2 separate regions of the Homo sapiens genome follow, and region 2 is linked to region 1. A link is a loop called in an ENCODE intact Hi-C map of the cell type or tissue named here. Cell type or tissue: GM12878. All regions are shown on one strand. Links, peaks and the distances in the headings refer to the core of each region. The heading gives the core; the rest is flanking DNA.

What was found. Peaks named below come from ENCODE experiments on the same cell type or tissue, not always from the same donor. Only the 100,000 strongest peaks of a DNase experiment are listed, where the experiment ranks them.
Region 2: it touches region 1 in a loop (4-fold over the local background); 11 of 110 quality-filtered maps call a loop at or near these places.

Annotation. Positions count from the first base shown.
Region 1 is chr3:75,287,926-75,300,388 of GRCh38, forward strand. No RefSeq gene overlaps it. Among named protein-coding and RNA genes, the nearest start is that of MIR4444-2, 80 kb to the left of the region's middle. RefSeq lists an enhancer at 2,113-2,620. In GM12878, for the core only: a CTCF peak has its summit at 6,405 (motif pointing right); no DNase peak of the experiment used is centred there.
Region 2 is chr3:75,545,676-75,558,138 of GRCh38, forward strand. No RefSeq gene overlaps it. Among named protein-coding and RNA genes, the nearest start is that of MIR1324, 79 kb to the right of the region's middle. In GM12878, for the core only: a CTCF peak has its summit at 6,643 (motif pointing left); no DNase peak of the experiment used is centred there.

The DNA.
Region 1 (12,463 bases), core at 1,502-9,501:
GATTTCATAACCGATGTTGTGAGACAGAAGAGCACAAAGGTGCTGCACTGGCACCTGGAGGGAAAGTGTCCTAAGGGGGAGAAAGAAGACACTTTTCCCCACTTCATGTAGACTCAGCATGGTTTTAGCCAGAAAACACTCTGGGAAGTCTAGGGTCACTTTGGCACCATGGGAGTTTGCCCCTCTGGTTGCTCCAAGAACACAGGTATTAATGTAGCACAGATATTAATATTAATATTAATTAGCACAGATATAAATGTAGTCACAGAAAGAAAAATAGGTGAAAAAGAGACACGTTCTTCAGTGCATGAGAGACTCCCTTTGGTATCTCTCAGAAATGTGGAAGCAGAGGCTATAGCACAAGCCTGGGTTATTGCTAGTAGCAAGACAGAAAATGAGGCTTGGGCAAGCTGTAGTTATAGTTACAATGGAAATGACTGGCCCAAGAGAGTGCTACAGATTACATAACAGCCACTAAGTAGAAGGACAGGCAGAAGGGGTAGGCAAGACATGTTCTCTGGCTGTTGCAGTCACCAAAAAGCCAGGGTACAAAGGCAGGGAGTTATCTGAACTGCCTTCCTGGAGGGTCATGCATTTAGGATCTGACTCATTGATTCTTTTCCTTAATTTTGCTCTGTACATTTCTCTAAGAGGGCTAACCAGTGTCAAGGTTTGATAATATCTGAAATGGTATTCTGGTACCAAAGTATCATCTCACAAAGTGTTTAGAAATTGCAAAAGAGGCTCCCTCTCCCTCTCCCTCTCCCTCTCCCTCTCCCTCTCCCTCTCTGTCTCCGTCTCCCTCTCTTTCCACGGTCTCCCTCTGATGCCTAGCCAAAGCTGGACTGTACTGCTGCCATCTCGGCTCACTGCAACCCCCCTGCCTGATTCTCCTGCCTCAGCCTGCCGAGTGCCTGCGATTGCAGGCGCGCGCCGCCACGCCTGACTGGTTTTCGTATTTTTTTGGTGGAGATGGGGTTTCGCTGTGTTGGCCGGGCTGGTCTCCAGCTCCTAACCGTGAGTGATCCGCCAGCCTCGGCCTCCCGAGGTGCCGGGATTGCAGACGGAGCCTCGTTCACTCAGTGCTCAATGGTGCCCAGGCTGGAGTGCAGTGGCATGATCTCGGCTCGCTACAACCACCTCCCAGCCACCTGCCTTGGCCTCCCAAAAAGCCGAGATTGCAGTCTCTGCCCGGCCGCCACCCCGTCTGGGAAGTGAGGAACATCTCTGCCTGGCTGCCCATCGTCTGGGATGTGAGGAGCCCCTCTGCCTGGCTGCCCAGTCTGGAAAGTGAGGAGCGTCTCTGCCCGACCGCCATCCCATGTAGGAAGTGAGGAGCGCCTCTTCCCCGCCGCCATCCCATCTAGGAAGTGAGGAGCGCCTCTTCCCCGCCGCCATCCCATCTAGGAAGTGAGGACCGTCTCTGCCCGGCCGCCCATTGTCTGAGATGTGGGGAGCGCCTCTGCCCCGCTGCCCCGTCTGGGATATGAGGAGCGCCTCTACCCGGCCGCGACCCGGTCTGGGAGGTGAGGAGCGTCTCTGCCCGGCCGCCCTGTCTGAGAAGTGAGGAGCCCCTCCGCCCGGCAGCCGCCCCGTCTGAGAAGTGCGGAGCCCCTCCGTCCAGCAGCCACCCCGTCTGGGAAGTGAGGAGCGTCTCCGCCCGGCAGCCACCCCGTCCGGGAGGGAGGTGGGGGTCAGCCCCCCGCCCGGCCAGCCGCCCCGTCCGGGAGGGAGGTGGGGGGGGTCAGCCCCCCGCCCGGCCAGCCACCCCGTCCGGGAGGTGAGGGGCGCCTCTGCCCGGCCGTCCCTACTGGGAAGTGAGGAGCCCCTCTGCCCGGCCAGCCGCCCCGTCCGGGAGGGAGGTGGGGGGGTCAGCCCCCCGCCCGGCCAGCCGCCCCGTCCGGGAGGGAGGTGGGGGGGTCAGCCCCCCGCCCGGCCAGCTGCCCCATCCGGGAGGTGAGGGGCGCCTCTGCCCGGCCGCCCCTACTGGGAAGTGAGGAGCCCCTCTGCCCGGCCACCACCCCGTCTGGGAGGTGTACCCAACAGCTCATTGAGAACGGGCCATGATGACAATGGCGGTTTTGTGGAATAGAGAGGGGGGAAAGGTATGGAAAAGATTGAGAAATCGGATGGTTGCCGTGTCTGTGTAGAAAGAAGTAGACATGGGAGACTTTTCGTTTTGTTCTGTACTAAGAAAAATTATTCTGCCTTGGGATCCTGTTGATCTGTGACCTTACCCCCAACCCTGTGCTCTCTGAAACATGTGCTGTGTCCACTCAGGGTTAAATGGATTAAGGGCGGTGCAAGATGTGCTTTGTTTAACAGATGCTTGAAGGCAGCATGCTCGTTAAGAGTCATCACCACTCCCTAATCTTAAGTACCCAGGGACACAAACACTGCGGAAGGCCGCAGGGTCCTCTGCCTAGGAAAACCAGAGACCTTTGTTCACTTGTTTATCTGCTGACCTTCCCTCCACTATTGTCCTATGACCCTGCCAAATCCCCCTCTGCGAGAAACACCCAAGAATGATCAATAAATAAATAAATAAATAAATAAGAAAGAAATTGCAAAAGAGAAAATATACTTTACAATCCAGATACCTGGCAGTTAACCACATGATCAAATTTAGCATCAATGACAGTAGGACAACTAGATATTGTATACCTCTTGCTGTAATATATTATGAAGTACACAACGTCAACTATGAAGCATTCTTTTTTTTTTTTTTTGAGATAGGGTTTTGCTCTGTCACCCAGTTTAGAGGGCAGAGGTGCAAAGCTCACTGCAGCTTTGACCTCCCAGTCTCAAGTGATCCTCCCACCTCAGCCTCCCTGGTAGCTGGGACTACAGATGTGTGCCACCATACCTGGCTGATTTTATATATATTCTTTGTAGAGATGTTGTTTCACCATGTTGCACAGGCTGGTCTTGAACTCCTGTGGGAGTTCTGCCTGAAAGTGCTGGGATTATAGGTGTGAGCCACTGTGTCCGAACTATGAAGTATTCTTGCCAAAATGAATTAACCTAAATCTAATCAAGCTTCTAGGCCAGAAGTATCCAATAGCAATACAATGTCAGCTACAGCTACATGTAATTTCAAATTTTCTGGTTGCCACCAAAAGCACAAAAAGAAAAAATAGATAAATTGTACTACATAAAGATTAAATACTTCTGTGCATCAAAGGACACAGTCAACACAGAGAAAAGGCAAACCACTGAGGGCGAGAAAATATTTGCAAATTGATATTCATAATATATGAAGAATCCTTACAACTCAATAACTACAAAATAATTAACAGATTGAAAAATGGGGAAAGGAGTTGAATAGACATTTCTCCAAAGAAGATGTACAACTGGTCAATAAACACATGAAAAGACTAATTAGGAGGGAAATGCAAGTTGAAACCACAATGAGATCAAACACATTAAGTTGGCTAGTATAAAAAAAAAAAAAAAAAAAGAAAGTGCCAGGCACAATGATGCTGTAGTCCCAGCTACTCAAGAGGCTGAGGTGGGAGAATTTCTTGAGACCAGGAGTTAGAGGCTGCAGTGCACTAAGTGTGAATAGCCACTGCACTCCAATATGTGCAAAACAGCAAGACCCCATCCCTAAAATAAAATAAGATAAAATAAAATAAAGGCAACAAAAAATAACAAGTATTGGTAAGGATGTGGAGAAATGGGAACCCTTGTGCATTGCTGGTGGGTGTGTAAAAAGTATAGCTGCTCTGAAAAATGGGATGGCCATTCCTCAAAAAATTAACCACAGAATTACTATATGATCCAGCAATCCCACTTCTGCATATACATCCAAAAGAAGTAGAATCAAGGACTCAAACAGATATTTGTACCCCCCTGTTCATAGCAGCATTATTTACAACAGCCAAAAAGTAGAAGCAATAAAAGTGTTCATCAATGTATGAATGGATAAACAAAATGTGGCATATACACATAGTGGGATATCATTCAGCTTTAAAAAGGCAGGAAATTCTAACACGTGCCACAACATGGATAAACCTAGAAGACATTGTGCTAAGTGAAATAAGTCAGTCACAATAGCACAAATACTGTGTGATTCTATTTACATGAAGTACCAGAATTGTCAAATGTATAGAGACAGAAAGTAAAATGGTCATTGCCAGGGGCTGAGGAGTTAGTGTTTTACTGGATGCAGTTTCATGGGGTAGATAAAAAAGTTCTGGAGGTAGATGGTGGTGATGATTACACAACAATGTGACTGTACTTAATGCCACTGAAGTGTACATTTAAAAATGGTTAAAATGGTACATTTTATGTTATGTGTATTTTGGCACAATGAAAACAGCTATAAAAGGCATTCTTGAAACAACTAGGGATATCTGATATTCTGGAATTATTATTACTTTTCTTAGGTGTAATAAAAGTATTGCGGTTATATACATTATATAAAAACAGGATAATGTCCTTATTCTTAGGAGACACCTTCTGAACTATTTGGGGATAAAGTGCTCTGTAATATCTGCTCTGTGAAGACAGACCTTAGGGAGGCTTTTCCTCTTTATTATACTTCAGGCACCATACTTGGGTACCATACTCATCACATGACCCAGCAATTGCCTGGACTTTGCAGGCTCCAGATGGTCTTCCCACATGTTAACCCTCACAACAACCCCAAAGATAGGTCTTATAGGTCCCTATTTAGTAGGTAAGGAAACTAAAGTTCCAATGTTTTCCCAGGATCACTTGGTGGTACATCCCCGCAGGCCAACTGGAACTTGAAGCAAGCGACACAAGCTGGAGACTCTTATTTTCTCTACATGGACTGAAGTTTCAGTAAAGACTCAGTTAACACAGTAGATTTTTCCAAGACTTTGGGGTTTGAAAGGTCACTGGGACAGGCCAGAAAAGAGGAAGCAGAAAACATATCAATTCTTAGAGTGTGATATGTGAGATTCTTCCAAATGATCTGTGGTCTGGGTCTATTGCCCACAGAAGGTTGATGGCATCCTGGATAAGATCAGGTCTTCTAAAGCAGACTCGGGGTTGGAATTTTTGCTCCATCACTTACCAGCCATGCTACTTGGGGTAAATTACTTAAACAATCCGAACCTTAGCTTCCTCATCTGTAAAACAGAAATAATAATAATATTTCTCATGGGGCTGCTGTGAGGATAAAATTAGATAATGTACCCAAAGCTCTTCACACAGAAAAGCCTCCCCTGCTGGATCTCTCATGTACCCCCTGGATTTTCTAGCAGAGTGTGGCTTCTCCAAAACCTTCTCAAACAGCTGTTGAGAATCAATGTTTGTAATGAGAAATATTGCGAATGAGGAGCCAGAAAAAGTCTGACAGCCTTTGCAGCAGGGGGATGAGAAGGAGGTGGTTGTGTGTGTCCTCAGCTCAGTGGTAGGTACTGGGCATGTGGTAGGAATGAGAAAGTAAAAGTAGCTATTATTATTAGGATAGTATCTATAACTTTTATTTTTTTGCATAAATTAACAATTTAACAAAAACCAGACATCATTTTTGTTGGTGCTTTACTAGAAACATTGCTGTTTTCTAATGACTTCTGGTAGTATTTCATTATTATTTTTTCTTTTTGGTTTTATTTTGTGTAAAAGGACTAAGTGAGATGGGTCTTTGCAATTTTTTTCTTTCCAATTGACTAGCTAGTCAATGCTCCTTTGGACCCCTGCCCACCCCCCTGAAAAAAAGGAAAAAGAACAAATTGAGAACTTATGAAACCACAACCCAGAAACCTGAATGTTTTTCATTTTAACTTTTCTTGGAAAAAATTGATGAAAAGTCTGTGCTGTGGTTTTAAATGGCATTGGGATGCCTATCTCCTGTCCCTACTCCCAAGACCCTAAATGTGATTTATATATCCCTATTTTAAGCTAGTGCAGATTTATGAGACTTTAAACACCATGGATGGAGTTACTGGAGGTTTAAAGGGATTAAGCAGGTCCAACAACACCTGGAGGTGTATAAGTTGTTTAAAAGATTTATCAGCATTTCCATGTTAAAATTCACTTCTCAAGGTTTCTCATATCGTGGATCTAAATCTATTTTGGGCAGAGGAGTAAATTTTTAGGATGTCTCATAAATGGAGAAAAAAACCATCCCTCTATCGCTTCTTGCTTTGTTTTCTGGGCTGTGCCTCTGCCCCCTCACCTCTCTATCTTGCATGTCTAGCTAGTTCTGTCTCTGGGGTTTCCCTTCTCTCTGTTTCTGTCCTCTCTCAAGCAGTTGATCTCTTAGTGTTCCTCTGTGTTCACAAACTCAGCATCTGACCCATGAACCTAACAACAGCCAGAGAGAGCCAGAAGCTTTCTTGCCTGCCTTTGGCTCCTCGTGGTCCAGGGAGGGCTGCGGTGGGTGGGAATGCCTTATGACACAGGGTGACTAGTCTCTGTGTTTACACCAGGGGGAGCAATGACTCCGTGGCTGAGAGGGGCTGGCTAGAGTCTGGAGTTTCCAAGTGTCCATTCAAAGCAAAATACACAATTCCTAGGCAGTTAAATTTAGAAGACTCTGTATTGAACACACTTGAAAATAGGTTCAGGGCACAACATGGGCACACACGCTTTGTCATATTCTACAAATACTGGGGAGAGCCAACATTCTTCTCATTGCCAATAATTATGCTCATCAGCCTCCATGTCTTGCCTCTCATGTTTCTTCCACATCCCAGTTCTGCCTACCCTGACCAATCAGTGTGGATGTAGGGAACATGAACACATTTTAATATCATCCTGAACCAGACATCACTGGGAAGGAAATTGGAGAAACTAAAACCCTAGAAAAGACAAATCTAATCTACAGTGACAGAAAGCAGACTGCTGGTTGCTTGGGGCCAAGGTAGGGGCAGATCGGCTGAGATGGCACAAGAAAACTTTTTGTGATGTTGAAAGTATGCTATGCCTTGATTGTGGTGATGGTCACACAGGTATATAAAGTTGTAAACACTCACTAAAATCTACGGTGAAAATGGGCATAAACTATACCTTGGTTTTTAAATGTCTCTGTTGTACATTCATGCCAGCCTTTACCTCCATTAGCACAGACAATAGGAAGTTGTGTGTGAATCTTAGAATGCTCCCCAATCCAGGGATGGTTGTTCAACCAGCCTATGCCATGTATCCATAGAGGGCACGGATAATCCAAACCAGCAGATAAAACACCTAATTAGTTCTAATTGACTCTGGACTTATTCTGTGCATTTGCATTCCCTGAGTACAACCTGACTGATAGGAGCAGGGAGAGTAGGCAGCCAAGAAATGCGGCAGGGGACGCCAGATTAAACAATTACAAGGGAGGGACAATGAAAGGGTGACTGACCACGCAGATGATAAAGAATTGTTGACTTTGTCATGAGAACCGCATATTGCTCAAAGCAATTGGTGAAGTGGAGCAGATGTGCATTAGAAACGAAACCAACCACCTGGAATGGTCATGGTCTCTGGATAACAGGAGCTTCATCAACTCCGTCTTTTCCACATCTCTACAATTTTGATATTACTTAAGTCAGGCACACTGCTCTATTCATTCTGACATCCGAATATCCATTTTAAAGTGGGCTAGGCTCACCCAGAGGATGATACAACTAGATTAAGAAATGAAGTGAAGGTTTAGAACATTGGATTTTTGTCCGTTTGTGTGACCTTCTGGAAAATCACTTGTTTCATTTATTTGTTCCTTTATTCCCTTATTCAATAAAATTATTGAGTACCTATTATAAATGAGGCTGTTTGCAAGACATTGGTGATATATTGCTATAGGTGTCGTTTTCCTCATTTGTAAATGCTCATACTGGGATCCCTGGACTCTCCTGACCACGTGCTAATGGTGGGTAGTGATGAGGTCAGGCTCTGAGACCTTCAGTGGTGCGCCTAAATGTTGAGGTTGCCTCAATGCAAAAGATAAGACTCTCCAACTTCATTGGTCTGTATCTTTTTAAAGGGTGGCTCCAGATCACTGAAAGCATCTTTGCCATGAAAATTCCAAGGAAATGAAATTAAGCATGTTAGTTTTATTTGTTGAAAATTTGCCCTTTAAAAACCTCCTGAGACCATTTTAAAATTAATTTCTTATTGCTTCAAAGCACAAACTCACATTTAGGTATGAACTAACATTTGATCTAGTGCAAGGCAGTAAACTAGGGTTTTTGTCAGGCCTTTCTCCCTGATTTGCAGTGTTCCCTGGCACACCCACCCCCTCACTAAGCAAAATTTAGAAGTCAACAGACACAAAATTCCTTCTCCCTTGAAATCTTCTTCACACTTACTTTCAAGCATCCAAGATATACAAGCTCTTTCAAGCACACAAGGTCTGTTCCCTTCCAGGTCATCAAGTCAACTCTCAGAAAAGAGTCTGATAGAGTGAGATTCAATTTCTACTCTGTCCATTTATAATGTGTGACCCATGGAAAGTTCCCTAGCTTCTTTGCCCTGTAGTTTATTCATCTGGTAGTGGGGATAACAATATCTACTTTGAGTTGTTGTCCACTTTAAATAAAATAATGGATATAAAAATACCCAGCCAATAGTAGAAAATCAATGGTGGTTGTTATGAAAGCCTAGCAGAGGTGAAGGCTGGAGATTAGAGAGAAAAGTCTGCCATAGAGTGAGAAGTACTCCATGAGGAACCAGGACCTTCAGTCTTTGTTGAGTAGGTGGCTCCTATGGAAGGATAGGATCTTCAGACTGTTAAGCTCAGAAGTATGTATTATCTATCTGGGAGGACTGGCATTCTAAAAGGGGAAATAGGTCATCCATATGCCAAAAATGGGAGGGCCTGGCACCCAGCTATAGGAAGAATGAATATGGAAGAATGATGAAGAAAAAGTAATCTCCAGACAGCTGTGGTGGCCATATCAGCAGATGCCACCATCAGATTACCTCCACATTCCCCCAGGAAAAGTTGACATTTCCTGGTCCTTTCCAAAGAAGGCACAGTCCCACCAACAGGTCAAAATTGGTATCACAAAGAGGGCTGAGAACCTGAAGATGGAGCATGCCTGCTGATCCAAAAACAACAGATAACTGGCTCCGGCTGTGATTAAAGTTGGTTGGAATTCACAGCCGGTAGAACAGTGACCACATTAATGAACTGAACTTCAGCTTATCCTCCTGTTCCAAAGTCCTTCTTCCCTCCACACTCACAGCCAATTGTACTATGTAGATTTATGATGTTAGCACCTGGAAGTGTTGGATGGCCTTGATTGCTGTTTAATAAACTCTAACGTGTGATTTGAAGATATAGTTACAGGATGTAAACTGACTTTTAATTGCTAGGAACCCCAAATAAAAACCAACTACATTGTAGAGCTCCACATAGGCAGGGACAACATCTATCTTTTCTACTGCTTTATATCAAGCATCAAGCTCGGAGCTTCTTGGATGTCCAACCATCCTGGTTCACCTGGAGCTCTCCTAGCTTCAGCACTGAAAATTCCTGTGTCTCAGGAAACTGCTCAGTCACAGATAACCAGGGATGGCTGGTCACCTGGACTTGGCACATAATAGATGGCCAATAAATTTTTGTCAACCAAAAGAAATGCATTAAATAAGTAGTAGAAGTGTAACTGGAATTGCAATGCAATAAATTATATTAACTACTTTGGATACAAATCGGTCTCTAATAGATACTGGTTTGAAGTTGAGTTTGATGAAACCAGCATACTAATTTGATGATATATAGACCAGTTTTAGACTTTCTATACCTTCTCATTTCTGTCCCTTCTTTTGACCTAAGTGTGTATATCTGGGCAATTAGCAACAGGGCCACACAGTTTCGAACTGTCAAAACATGGTCAAACATGACTAGGATTTCTAAAGTTATTTTTCTAATTATTAACTTTCCCATCCCATCTACATAGAAGCCGGCTGCTTTAACATGATCCATAGCATACACTTGGGAAGGAAGGAGCATTTGTACAATCAAAGAAATTCAACAATCCTTTACTGAGTGACTACTATGGACACTGTGCTGGGTGCTGCAGGGCATTCAAAATGGGTGAAAAAGGATACTTGCCCTTAGCAGCTCTCAGTCTAGGGAGAGGATGTATGAATAAACAGACATGAATATTTATGATATGAAGCAGAAGGGTATACTATTTTAATGATTTTAATTGTGCCCTATATGACTACGGGAGAGAGGGAGATTGATTTTGAGGCATTGTGGAACGTCCACTTGAAGGAGATAGGATTTAAGGTGGGCTTTGAAGGAAGTACAGGACTTCAAAAGTTGGCTATGGGGTGGGGAGAATTTCTTTCCAGGTAGAAGGGAGAGTAAGGGCCTGGGAATTAGTTGCATTAGGCCACTTGCTACAGAAACCTGACTACAGGGACTTAGCTAAACAGAGATGTACATACAAGAAGCCCAAGGCTAATGCAGAACTTCAAGGAGCCGTCAATTCTCCAGGCTTCTTTTCTCTTTCTGCTCCACCATCCTTAGCTTGTGGCTTTATTGATCTGTGTTCCCAAGATGGTTGCTCCACCTCAAGCCTCATGTTGTGCACAAGGCAGGAAAAAGGAGAAAGAAAAAAAAGTAGCAAAGAAAAGGAAGAAGGAAAGAAAGGAAGGAAGGGTGGGGAGAAGGTGGAGCCTGTATGAGGAGGGCAAAAATTTTCCCCAAATCCTTAGCAGACTTTTTATTCAGTTATATCTCATGATAAGAAACAGGTTACATGGCCACCCTAGCTGCAAAGGAGTCTGGGCAGGTGAGCATCATAGCTGGACATATTGCCCTCCTGAATATTATTGTAGTTCTGTTAGTAGCAAGGTGGGGCAGAATGGATTTGGGGTAGGTACCCAACAGGGTCTGTGCCTTTGAGCAGAAGCCTAGAGATGAGGACAGGGCAGGGATTGCTGGATAAATGAGAGAATGAAGAGTAGAATCTTGTGCCTGGAATGGAGCAGGTGTGTGTGGTGTGTGTGTTTGCGTTTGTGTACATGTGCATGTGTGTATGTGTTGAGGGGGCAGGACAAGATGGGATGGCTTTATAGGTGTGGAGAGAATTCATCTGGAGAAAATAGTGGGAAAATATGAACCAAATGCTAGAGATACATGGCTTTAACCTGTCTCTTTAATTTCTCTGAAAAAGCTCCAGATCAGCCTGTTTCATGTTTCATGAGATGGTGTTCATCCTTTACTGCCATCTGCTTCCCTCCTCAGTCTCATGTTATCAAGAACCTTGGATAGGCTGGGTGTGGTGGCTCATGCCTGTATTCCAGCACTTTGGGAGGTTGAGGCAGGAGGATCGCTTGAGCCCAGGAGTTTGAGATCAGCCTAGGCAACATAGGGAGACCCTGTTTCTACAGGGGGCAGGGGAGGGAAAGAACTTTGGATAGTTGTATTAAAAATGCCACTTTCAAACCTGTACCTTCATGTCAGTATCAGAAGATGACAGAAACACAGCTTTTTCTTTCTGTCAAATTTACCTCTTATCTATTTCAATTTTACATTATTGCTTATATGTTATACTGATTGAGTCTTGTATTTCCCTTGGGTACCGTACAATATCAACCTTTCAGCATGAAACAATTATGATTTTAGTTTCGTTAACTAATAATCAGGAGAAAAAATATATACAGAAACATGATACTAATCAGAAATATACATATATATTTGTCTATATATTTCTGATTAGTATTTATGAATCTAAAATCATATTTTATACACAAACATACTCCCTCCTCCCCCATGTATATTTTCCATCTATAGCAGTATTTTTTTCTGGATAGATAGACATTGAGACCTTATTTTATTGTCAATATAGTAGTTTTCTTTTTTTTTTTATTATACTTTAAGTTCTGAGATACACGTGCAGAACGTGCAGGTTTGTTACATAGGTATACACGTGCCATGGTGGCTTGTTGCACCCATCAACCAGTCATCTAATGCTATCCCTCCCCCAGCCCCACCAACCCCTGACAGGCTCTGGTGTGTGATGTTCCCCTCCCTGTGTCCATGTGTTCTCATTGTTCAACTCCCACTTATGAGTGAGAACAAGTGGTGTTTGGTTTTCTGTTCCTGTGTTACTTCGCTGAGAATGATGGTTTCCAGCTTTTTCCATGTCCCAGCAAAGGATATGAACTAATCTTTTTCTATGGCTGTATAGTATTCCATGGTGTATATGTGCCATGTTTTCTTTATCCAGTCTATCATTGATGGGCATTTAGGTTGGTTTCAAGTCTTTATAGCAGTCTTTTTGTGAGTCAGACTTGTTCTTTAGCTTGGAAATTTCTTTTGTATCTTGGAGCAATTTTACTTTGGTTACTCTGTAAGCTACAGCTCTAATTAATTTTCCCATTGCTTGGCTCCAGTTTTGGTTTCTTTCAGGGCAATAGTTTCTGAAGATAACAACTATTCTGAAGAGTAGTTGAAGAACCACAGAGAGCCTATCAGTATTAGGGGAAGTTATAAGGTTGTGATTACTCTAAGTCAGGGGTCAGCAAACATTTTTTTAAAGTGCCAGAT
Region 2 (12,463 bases), core at 2,873-10,872, 260 kb after region 1:
CAGCTACTCGGGGGGCTGAGGCACAAGCATTGCTTGAACCCAGGAGGCAGAGGTTGCAGTGAGTCACAATTATGCCACTGTACTCTAGCCTGGGCAATAAAGCAAGACTGTCTCAAAAGAAAAAAAAAACCCTTATGTGTGGGCCTTGTTACAGAATTAATGTTTATATGGACAATATGTACATGGGTGTATGTTAAGAGCATGAGTCATCCACAAGATTTTAGCAAAGTCCATTTAGAAATCTCAATGCTTTGGGCTTCCAATTGCTTTGCTGCCTCTGTCCTCAGAAGGAGGCCTCATCCTTGCATGTAACCAGCAAATCCTTTATGCAGAGGTGTACACAACACAGTCCTCTCCTTGGCTATGACACCTTGAAAGGCTCCTCTTGGTGGCCCCTGGTGCTCATTTCAGAGTAGTTCAAATTAAGGTGATCAGCTTTCATTCCAATCACTCTACAAATCACTCCTATTATGACCAATTTTTCTAAATGCTTTATTGAATTATTACTTAAAGAAATGTGCACACAGAAGAGGTCAACACAGTACTTTTCTTAAAAACCAAACATACTGCCCAGAAGCAGTGGCTCATGCCTGTCATCCCAGCACTTGGGGAGGCCAAGGTGAGCAGATTGCTTGAGCCCAGGAGCTCGAGACCAGCCTGGGCAACGTAGTGAGACCCCCCTCTCTACAAAAAATAAATAAATACAAAAATTAGGCAACAGTGATGGCACATGCCTGTAGTTCCAGCTACTCAGGAGGGCTGAGGTGGGAGGACTGCTTGAGCCCAGGAGGCAGAGGCAGCAGTGAGCCATGATGGTGCCACTGTGCTCCAGCCTGGGTGACAGAGCAAGATCCTGCCTCAAAACAACAACAACAACAACAACAACAACAACAAACCTGAACATCTCCATATTACCGACACCCAATTCAAGAAACAAAATATTGCAGCCCCTTCCAGGATATTCCTGGGGTCTCTTCCATCTCTACTAACCCCTGACTACAAACAGCCTCCACCTATTTCACCTGACATTGTACTTTATGAAAGCAGCAGTTCTCAGATGGGGCTATTTTGCCCTATGGGGACATTAGGCAATATCTGGAGACGCTGGGGTTTGTCTCTACTTGGGGGGAGTTGTGTTACTGCATCCAGTGAGTCCAGGGATCCAGGGATGCCGCTCAACATCCTAAAATGCACAGGGAACCCCCACACATAGAACAGAGAAATTGCTGAGCCAAAATGTCAGCAGTGTCACAGCTGACACCCTGACATACACACAATCACACACTGTCTGCTCTTTCGTGCTCAGGATCTCTTTCATTCTAATCATCTCATAGGAAACAGAAATGTCATCTGGAGGTAGGTAGAGTCCAAAACAAAGAAGATCCAGAGTTTTTTTTTTTTTTTAATCAGCCTGGTGTCTTTAGAGCTAGGATTTAGTTTCCATTCTTTCTGTCTCATTTTCAAGTGATTTTTCTTCAAATGGCATCTGCTGGGCTCAAGACCTGGAGATCCCCACAAAGCTGAGATTCACATGGGAATTTTTTACACACCCACACAGGTATACACTGCCATTTACATGCAGACATCCACCCACAGATACACACATCCGGAGACCAAGACAGAAAGCAAACTCCACCATAAAAGCACGGTTCCCCAAACACGAGAAATGCACCATTCACTCCAGGGAGGTACCTATTTGTTTAATTCAGCCTCTGATAGTCAGGCTGTTGCCAAGCCCATCTCTGAAAGTCTTCCCCTCTAGGAAAGAGAGATGGATTTTTTCTTTACTCAAGAATATAGATCTAAAAAAAACAAACACTTCTGCATCTCAAAGCAGGCTCTACCTCCTGAGCTACACATATCGATCAGCATTTTATTGCCAATTTTCTTTTATTTGAACTGGAGAAAATTATAACCTAATTATGTTCTTACTGACACTTTGGAATCAGTTACACTAAATCCAATTCTTTGGGTTCTCATGATTAATTTGTTGAATTTGGGGGACAACAAAGCAAAATCATTGGTCGTGTTTTAATATAATTAGTACAGGATATATCTAAGGGGTTCAAGTATCACTGTAGCAAGAAGCTCATTCTGCAGTAAAAGGGGGATTCTGCCACTAGGATTGAGTGAGGGTGGTTCATGGCTGCACCGTTTCATCAATGTCTCTTCAAGAGTCCATGGAATGTGGAATGGGAAAGACTGAAATAGTCCAAGTTTTGGCTAAGCTTCTATTAAGGGGTGTTAGGAGCTGATAAAATAACCTGGTCTTTATAGACATCCACACTATAGTTCTCTAAGCTACAGATTCTCAGATTTTTCTATTTTATAAACCAGTAAAAATATTTTTTTAATTTGAGAACCAACATAAGGTTGCAATTTTTTTTTCTTTTTGGTAAGAAGGAACTTTTTTAAACTACCAGTTTCACACACACACACACACACACACACACACACACACACACACACACACACACAAATTCCACCATGATTGGTCAGAATAGGTGAGGTTTTGCTGCAATAACAAACAACTCCTAAATCTTGGTAACTTCAAACATCAGAAGTTGTTTTTCTCAGTCATGTTACATCTGCAGGGAGGTAAGGGGTGCTCTGTTTTCCATCAAACTTGCCCTAAGACTAAGGCTAATGGGGGTTGCATTACCTCGAGTATCACCAAGCAGGGAACAGAGGGAGAAGAATGCTAGAGAGTCTTGTACTAAGAATTAAATGCCCTAGGCTAGAAGTCTCACACTACACCTCTGCCCCCAGCCTCTTGGCCAGAACTAGCCACAACCCCTCCCCCACCACAGGGCAATGCATGCAGACAGGAGAATTGGATACATTACAAATTTCTACCCCATGGCATTTCATAAAAGGGAAAAAAATGCAAATACAAAAATGTTTTAAAAGAATAGAATATATACATTTTTAGAATACAGAACAATCCTCCAAAAAGGACAGCTGGTGGTCTTTCACCAATGGGCACATTTCTGTGACATTTTCTCTGTTTTTCCATTTTATCCTTGACCTATGAACATTTTATACAGATGGTCCAAAGAACACCATTTGGGGACCACTGCTCTAATCAGGTGATGAAAATGGCCCCAAGAACAGAGCACACTTTCTTTAGCAAAGACCCAGCAGGGCCAGGGTGACCATGTTCTCACCATCAATGTGCAGACATCCACCTGCAGCATCCTCACATCCCAACATCAAACAGTGGCTCTTTATAGCTTGATTCTAATGCCCTTTGATCTTCATAATCACTGTAAAGCTCTCTGGCCCCAAGATCTAACATCGCCACTCTAGCTACATCCCGCAACTGTTCACCTCTCCTGCCTCCTCATCCCTCTAAACTTCTCTTCACAACCTCATGTTTCCTTCTTGCTTTACCTTCCTGCTCAGCCTGGACCTTACAGTCACCTTCTTCTTGTAATGTGCTCCTAAACTCGTTCTTCCCTGCTTTCAACCACACCCACCTGGAAAATCTCCATACCCCATTGATGACTTGCCTCGCAACTGCCTAAGGGCTGCTGAATGATACTGGAGAGAATCACATCATGGATCTTGTAGTTCCACTAAATAATCTCACCATCCAACTCTAGGATAGACTTCACTTCTGTTCAGCAATATTTTTAAGCATCACAAATAAATTCCAAACCATATTTGCTATAACAATTGACTTTTAACCTCTTCCATATCTCAAAGCCCCCCAAACCCATCCCTAGGGGTTTCAGAGCCCAGAGTTGAGTTCTCTCAACTCACTTCCATCTCACCCCTAGATCACTGTATCTTGACCCTCTTCCTCTGCCTTTCCCATCTTATAAGGAGAAACATCCTTCTCCTTTCCCAAGCTACCTTCTCCACTTGTGTCTCATTTGAGACCTCCCTTTATCACCCATTCCCTTGGAACTCCCATGACTCACCACCTTCACTTGTCATTTCACTCATAAATATTTTTCACGATGTATGTGCCAGGCGTTTAATATATAATCATGCTTAAGTCTCCACATGCTAACAAGAAAAACCTTGATTATCCCTGCTATGCCCTCAAGTCATTACCCTCCCCGCTCCTTTCCTGTGTTCCCAAACTTTGTTGATCTTCATCAATCCCTCTGATGCAGATGGCTCCGAAGTTTGCACCCTATTAGGTTGGTGCAAAAGTAATTGTGGATTTTGCCATTAAAAGTAATGGCAATCATAGCAATTATTTTTGTACCAGCCTAGTATCTTTTCTCCTTCTACCAAACTTTGTCCCTGAGCCATCTCATCACCTATAACTACCTCCTCCATGCAGTTGATTCCCAGATCTGTATTATTCTACTGAAAGTCCATTACCAAACTTTCTCAGCTAGAATAACAGAAGCCCAGTTAGAATTCATGATACCATTTTCCCACCACCACCACCACCACAACCATCGCCCTGTCATTGTTAGCAAAACCATCTCTTCAGTGGAGCTCAAAGATTTGTAATCTCCCACTCCCCAGAAAGATAACTTCAGACTCAGCCTAGAAGTAAGGATCCTCCAGATATGGCCTCAATGACCCTCCAACCCATGTCCCCAGTGCATCCCTTTGATGCCCCCTTCAGTGGAGTCAAAATGGAGTGAGTGTTTTTCTTTTCACATACTCCTGGTGTTCTTCCACGAATACAATTTTCACCTCTTGAATATTTTCAAGGATTCTCCATGCTACACACAGTGAAATCCAAACTCCCCATCAGGACCCCAGTCTTCCCAAAACCTCTTTGCACTTTTCTGCCTCCACACTTTTCCTTGGGTCATCCTCTTCTCTAATATAACCTTGTGTATTACTCTAGGTTCTCCAGAGAAAGAGCAGAGAGATAGAGGTAGAGCTATACACATAGAGACAGATTGATTTGTTGTAAGGGATGGCTCACATGGTTATGGAGGCTAAGGAGTCCTGGAGTCTGCAGCCAGCAAGCTGGAGACCCAGGACAGCCAATGATATAGTTCCAACTCGAGTCCACATCTAAAGTCAGGAAAAGATTGATGTCCCAGCTCAAATATAATCAGGAAAAAAGAGCAAATTCTCTGTGACTCCACCTTTTTGTTTTGTTCAGGCCTTCAGTGGATTGGATGAGGCTCACCCATATTGGGGAGGACAATCTGCTTTATTCAGTCTACCAATTAAATGTTATCTTCATCCAGAATACCTCAGAGACACACCCAGACTAATGTGTAGCCAAATATCTGGGCACCCCACAACCCAGTCAAATTGATACATAACATTAACCATCATGTCTTGCTTCTACTCTCTCCCCATTACTGCATGTCCAAATCCTTCTCTTATTTCAAGGCTTAGTTCAAATGTCACCTCTTAACTAAGCCTTCCCTGCTAACCCCAAATATTAATAGAATTGGTTTCTCCCTTCTCTGATATCTCAAAATACTTTGTGTGTTTCTCTTTTACTGTATTTATTACAAACTCCCTTATAAATTGAGACAGTGATTCCCAGACAAATTATCAAAAGAGTATAAAAGAAGCCTTCTTTGAGTGTGAAATATCTCATGGAATTTAGCACATGGCCTCTTCATGAAGAAACTACTGGGAGAGAAGAAGACAAGCTGGAAGAGGCCAGGGAAAGGGGGTTAGTACAAGGGAGGTTAGTACAAAACTTTTCTTCGTCTCTCATCCTACCCGACTAGAAATACCCACAGGGGTGGAGGGGCAGGCCACCCCTTCATCTGGCGCCCAATGTGGGGCCTTTCTCTAGGGTAAAGGTACGATAAGAACATGAGCATTGAGGACAGCCGACAAGAGATTCCCGAGTACGTCCACAGTCAGCCTTGCAGTAAGCTTGTGCGCTCGGAGGAATCCAGGGTAACAATGGGGCAAACTGAAAGTAAATATGCCTCTTATCTCAGCTTCATCAAAATTCTCTTAAGAAGAGGGGGAGTTAAAGCTTCTACAGAAAATTTAGTTACGCTATTTCAAACAGTAGAACAATTCTGCCCATGGTTTCCAGAACAGGGAACTTTAGATTTAAAAGATTGGGAAAAAATTGGCAAAGGACTAAAACAAGCAACTCGGGAAGGTAAAATCATCCCACTTACAGTATGGAATGATTGGGCCATTACTAAAGCAACTTTAGAACCATTTCAAATAGAAGAAGATAGCATTTCAGTCTTTGATGCCCCTGAAAGCTGTGTAATAGATTGTGAAGAAGAGGCAGGAACAGAGTTTAAGAAAGGAATGGAAAGTCCACATTGTAAAAATGCAGTACAGCCTGTAATAGCTCAGTCAATGCAAAATGTTGACTATAATCAGTTACAGGAAGCAATATATCCTGAAACATCAAAATTGGGGAAAGGAGGTCCAGAATTATTTGGGCCATCAGAGTTTAGACCATGATGGCCACCATCTCCTTCTCCCGCGGTTCAGATACCTGTGACATCACAATCTCAAATGCTAATCCAGGCACAGTATCCACAATAGCAGGCAGTAGAAAATAAAACCCAACCATCGGTAGTTTATCAACACCAGCCGCCAGCCGAATTTCAGTATCGGCCGTCTCCAGAGGTTCAGTATGGATCTCAGGTGGTGCGTCCTGTGCTAAATAGCAAGACACTATATCAACAACCCACGGCGATGGCGTTTGATCCTACAGCACCACCTAGTGGACAAGATGGTGCACTGCATGAGACCATTGCTACAGCCAGAAAACAGGGAGATCTTGAGGCATGGCAGTATCCGGTAATTTTACAACCCATACCGGCCAGAAAAGGGAGTCAAACAGGAGCATCTGTCTGAACTGAGGCTAGATATGAATCTTTCACCATGAAAATGTTAAAAAATTTAAAGGAAGGATTTAAACAATATGGACCCAACTGTCCTTATATGAGAACATTATTAGATTCCATTGCTCATGGAAATAGACTTATTCCTTAAGATTGGGAAATTTTGGTTAAATCTTCCCTCTCACCCTCTCAGTATCTACAGTTTAAAACCTGGTGGATTGATGGGGTACAAGAACAGGTATGGAAAAATCAGGCTATTAATCCTGTTGGTTATATAGATGCAGATCAGTTGCTAGGAACAGGTCCAAATTGGGTCACTATTAACCAACAATCAGTAATGCAGAATGAGGCTATTGAACAACTAAGGGCTATTTACCTCAGGGCCTGGGAGAAGATTCAGGACCCAGGAACCTCCTGCCCTTCTTTTAGTTCAATCAGACAAGGCTCTAAAGAGCCATATCCAGACTTTGTGGCAAGGTTGCAAGATGCAGCTCAAAAATGCATTGCAGATAATAACGCCCGAAAAGTTATTGTAGAAATAATGGCTTATCAAAATGCAAATCCAGAATGTCAATCGGCTATAAAGCCATTAAAAGAAAAGGTTTCAGCAGGAGTTGATGTAATTACAGAATATGTGAAGGCTTGTGATGGGATTGGAAGAGCTATGCATAAAGCAATGTTAATGGCTCAAGCAATTACAGGGGTTGCTTTAGGAGGACAAGTTAAAACATTTGGGGGGAAACTGTTATAACTGTGGTCAAATCGGTCATCTAAAAAATTGTCCAGGCTTAAATAAACAGAGCAAAAAAAAGGAGGCACCTGGCCTGTGTCCAAGATGTGGAAAAGGAAAACGTTGGGCTAAGGAATGTTGTTCTAAATTTGATAAAAATGGACAACCATTGTCGGGAAACGGGAAGAGGGGCCAGCCCCAGGCCCCACAACAAAGTGGGGCATTCCCGATTCAGCCATTTGTTCCTCAGGGTTTTCAGGGACAACAACCCCCACAGTAAATACCACCATTTCAGGAAATCAGCCAATTACAACAATACAAGAGTTATCCCCCGCCACAGCAGGCAGTGCTGCAGTAGATTTATGTTCACTCAGATTATTTCTTTACTCCCTGGAGAGCCTCCGCAAAAGATTCCTACAGGGGTATATGGCCCGCTGCCAGAAGGGATGGTAGGCCTTATTTTAGGAAGATCAAGTCTAAATTTAAAGGGAGTCCAAATTCATACTGGGGTAATTGATTCAGATTATAAAGGGGAAATTCAGTTAGTGATCAGCTCTACTGTTCCCTGGAGTGCCAATCCAGGTGAGAGAATTGCTCAATTACTGCTCTTGCCTTATATTAAAATTGGAGATAGCAAAACAGAAAGAACAGAAGGGTTTGGAAGTACCAACCCTGCTGGAAAAGCTGTTTATTGGGCTAGTCAGCTCTCAGAGAATAGACCCTTGTGTACAGTTACTATTCAGGGAAAGCAGTTTGAAGGATTAGTGGATACTGGGGCTGATGTTTTTATCATTGCCTTAAATCAATGGCCAAAAAATTGGCCTAAACAAAAGCCCGTTGCAGGACTTGTTGGTGTGGGCACTGCCTCAGAAGTGTATCAAAGTGCCAAAATTTTACATTGTCTGGGACCTGATAATCAAGAGAGTACAGTTCAGCCTATGATTACTTCTATTCCAATTAATTTATGGGGCCGAGACATATTAGAACAGTGGCATTCAGAGATTACTATTCCAGTCTCCCTATACAGCGCCACTAGTCAAAAAATTATGACTAAAATGGGATATCTCCCTGGCAAAGGACTAGGGAAAAATGGAGAAGGCATTAAAGTTCCAATTGAGGCTAAAGAAAATACAGAAAAAAAGGGATTAGAGTATCCTTTTCAGGAGTGGCCACTGTAGAGCCTCCAAAACCCATTCCATTAACTTGGAAAATAGAAAAGCCTGTATGGGTAAATCAGTGGCCACTACCAAAACAAAAGCTGGAGGCTTTACACTTATTGGCAAAGGAACAATTAGAAAAGGGACATATTGAGCCATCATTTTCGCCTTGGAATTCTCCTGTGTTTGTAATTCAGAAAAAATCATGCAGATGGCACATGCTAACTGATTTAAGAGCCGTTAATGCAGTAATTCAATCCATGGGGCCTCTCCAACCTGGGCTGCCCTCTCCAGCCATGATTCCCAAAGATTGGCCTTTAATTATAATTGATCTGAAGGATTGCTTTTTTACCACTCCTCTGGCAAAACAGGATTTTGAAAAATTTGATTTTACTATACCAGCTATAAATAATAAAGAACCAGCCACCAGATTTCAGTGGAAGGTGTTGCCTCAGGGAATGGTTAATAGTCCAACTATTTGTCAGACTTTTGTAGCTCAAGTTCTTCAACCAGTTAGAGACAAGTTTTCAGACTGTTATATCATTCATTGTGTTGATGATATTTTGTGTGCTGCAGAAACAAGAGACAAATTAATTGACTGTTACACATTTCTGCAAGCAGACGTTGCAAACGCAGGCCTGACAATAGCATCTACTAAGATTCAGACCTCCACTCCTTTTCATTATTTGAGAATGCAAGTAGAGGAAAGAAACATTAAACCACAAAAAGTAGAAATAAGAAAAGACACATTAAGAACATTAAATGGCTTTCAAAAATTGATAGGAGATATTAATTGGATTCGGCCAACTTTAGGCATCCCTACTTATGCCATGTCAAACTTGTTCTCTATCTTGAGAGGGGATCCAGACTTGAATAGTAAAAGAATATTAACCCCAGAGGCAAATAAAAAAATTAAATTAGTTGAAGAAAAAAAATCAGTCAGCACAAGTAAATAGAATAGATCACTCAGCCCCACTCCAACTTTTAATTTTTGTTACTGCACATTCTCCAACAGGCATTATTGTTCAAGATACAGATCTTGTAGAGTGGTCATTCCTTCCTCACAGTACAATTAAGACTTTTACATTGTACTTAGATCAAATGGCTACATTTGATCAGGCAAGATTACGAATTCGTAATCAGGCAAGTTTACGAATTCGTAATCAGGCAAGATTACGAATAGTAAAATTGTGTGGAAGTGACCCAGATAAAATCATTGTTCCTTTAAATAAGGAACAGGTTAGACAAGCCTTTATCAATTCTGGTGCATGGCAGATTGGTCTTGCTGATTTTGTGGAAATTACTGATAATCATTACACAAAAGCAAAAATCTTCCAGTTTTTAAAATTGACTACTTGGATTTTACCTAAAATTACCAGACATAAACCTTTAGAAAATCTTCTGACAGTGTTTACTGATGGTTCCAGCAATGGAAAAGAGGCTTACACTGGACCAAAAGAACGAGTCATTGAAACTCAATATCACTTAGCTCAAAGAGCAGAATTGGTTGCTGTCATTTCAGTGTTACAAGATTTTAATCAGCCTATTAACATTGTTTCGGATTCTACATATGTAGTACAGGCTACCAAGGATATTGAGACAGCTCTAATCAAATATAGTATGGATGATCAGTTAAATCAGCTGTTTAAATTGTTACAACAAACTGTGAAAAAAGAAAGTTCTCATTTTATATTAGTCACATTCGAGCACATACTAATTTACCAGGGCCTTTAACTAAGGCAAATGAACAAGCTGATTTGCTAGTATCATCTGCCTTCATGGAAGCACAAGAACTTCATATCCTGACTCATGTAAATGTAACAGGATTAAAAAACAAATTTGATATCACATGGAAACAAGCAAAAAATATTGTACAACATTGTGCTCAGTGTCAAGTCTTACACCTGCCCACTCAAGAGGCAGGAGTTAATCCCAGAGGTTTATGTCCTGATGCACTATGGCAAATGGATGTTACACATGTACCTTCATTTGGAAAATTGTCATTTGTCCATGTAACATTGATACTTATTCACATTTCATATGGGCAACCTGTCAGACAGGAGAAAGTACTTCCCATGTTAAAAGACATTTATTATCTTGTTTTGCAGTCATGGGAGTTCCAAAAAAAATTAAAACAGATAATGGGCCAGGATATTGTAGTAAAGCATTTCAAAAATTTTTAAATCCATGGAAAATTGCACATACAACAGGAATCCCTTATAATTCCCAAGGACAGGCCATAGTTGAAAGAACTAATAGAACACTCAAAGCTCAATTGGTTAAACAAAAAAAGGAAAAAGACAGTAAACAGTATAACACTCCTCAGATGCAACTTAATATAGCACTCTGTACTTTAAATTTTTTAAATATATATAGAAATCAAACCACTACTCCTGCAGAATAACATTTTACCGGTAAAAAGAACAGCCCACATGAGGAAAAACTGATTTGGTGGGAAAATAACAAAAATAAAACATGGGAAATAGGTAGAGTGATAACATGGGGGAGAGGTTTTACTTGTGTTTCACCAGGAGAAAATCAGCTTCCTGTTTGGGTACCCACTAGACATTTGAAGTTCTACAATGAACCCATCAGAGATACAAAGGAAGGCGCCTCTGCAGAGACAAAAAACCCACAATCGAACATCATCGACTCGCAGGATGAATAAAATGGTAATATCAGAAAAACAGATGAAATTGCCATCCACCAAAAAGGTGGAGCTGCCGACCTGGGCCCAGCTAAAGAAGCTGACACAGTTAGCTAAAAAAAGCCTGGAAAACACAAGGGTAACACAAACTCCAGAGAATATGCTGCTTGCAGCTTTAATGATTGTATCAACAGTGGTAAGTCTCCCTACGTCTGTGGGAGCCGCTAGAGCTAACTATACTTACTGGGCCTATGTGCCTTTCCCACCCTTAATTCGGGCAGTCACTTGGATAGATAATCCTATTGAAATATATGTTAATAACAGTGTATGGGTACCAGGCCCCACAGATAACCGTGGCCCTGCCCAACCTGAAGAAGAAGGAATGATGATAAACATTTCCATTGGGTATCATTATCCTCCTATTTGCTTGGGAAAAGCACCAGGATGCTTAATGCCTACTATCCAAAATTGGTTGGTAGAAGTACCTACTGTCAGTGGCACCAGTAAATTTACTTATCATGTGATAAGTGGAATGTCACTCGGGTCACAAATAAATAATTTACAAAATTCTTCCTATCAAAGATCATTAAAATTTAGGCCTAAAGGGAAACCATGCCCCGAGGAAATTCCAAAAGAATCAAAAGACCCAAAAGTCTTAGTTTAGGAAGAATGTGTGGCTGATACTGCAGTGGTACTACAAAACAATAAGTTTGGAACTATTATAGACTGGGCCCCTCGAGGCCAGTTATATTATGATTGTATGGGCCAGACCCACTCGTGTTCACAGGCTCTATCTGTCTGGCCCCCTAATCCAGCCTATAATAGTGATTTAACTAAAAAACTAGACCAAGTTTATAGAAGGCTAGAATGACCCTATCCATGGAAATGGGGTGAAATGGGGATTTCATCACCCCGACCAAAGTTAGTTAGTCCTGTTGTTGTTCCTGAACACCCAGAATTATAGAAGCTTACTGTGGCCTCATACCACACTAGAATTTGGTCTGAAAATCAAGTTATGGGAACAAAAAATCATAAGCCATATTATACTCTTAACCTAAATTCCAATCTGACAATTCCTTTGCAAAGTTGTGTAAAACCCCCTTATATGCTAGTTGTAGGAAACATAGTTATTAAACCAGATTCCCAAACTATAACCTGTGAAAATTGT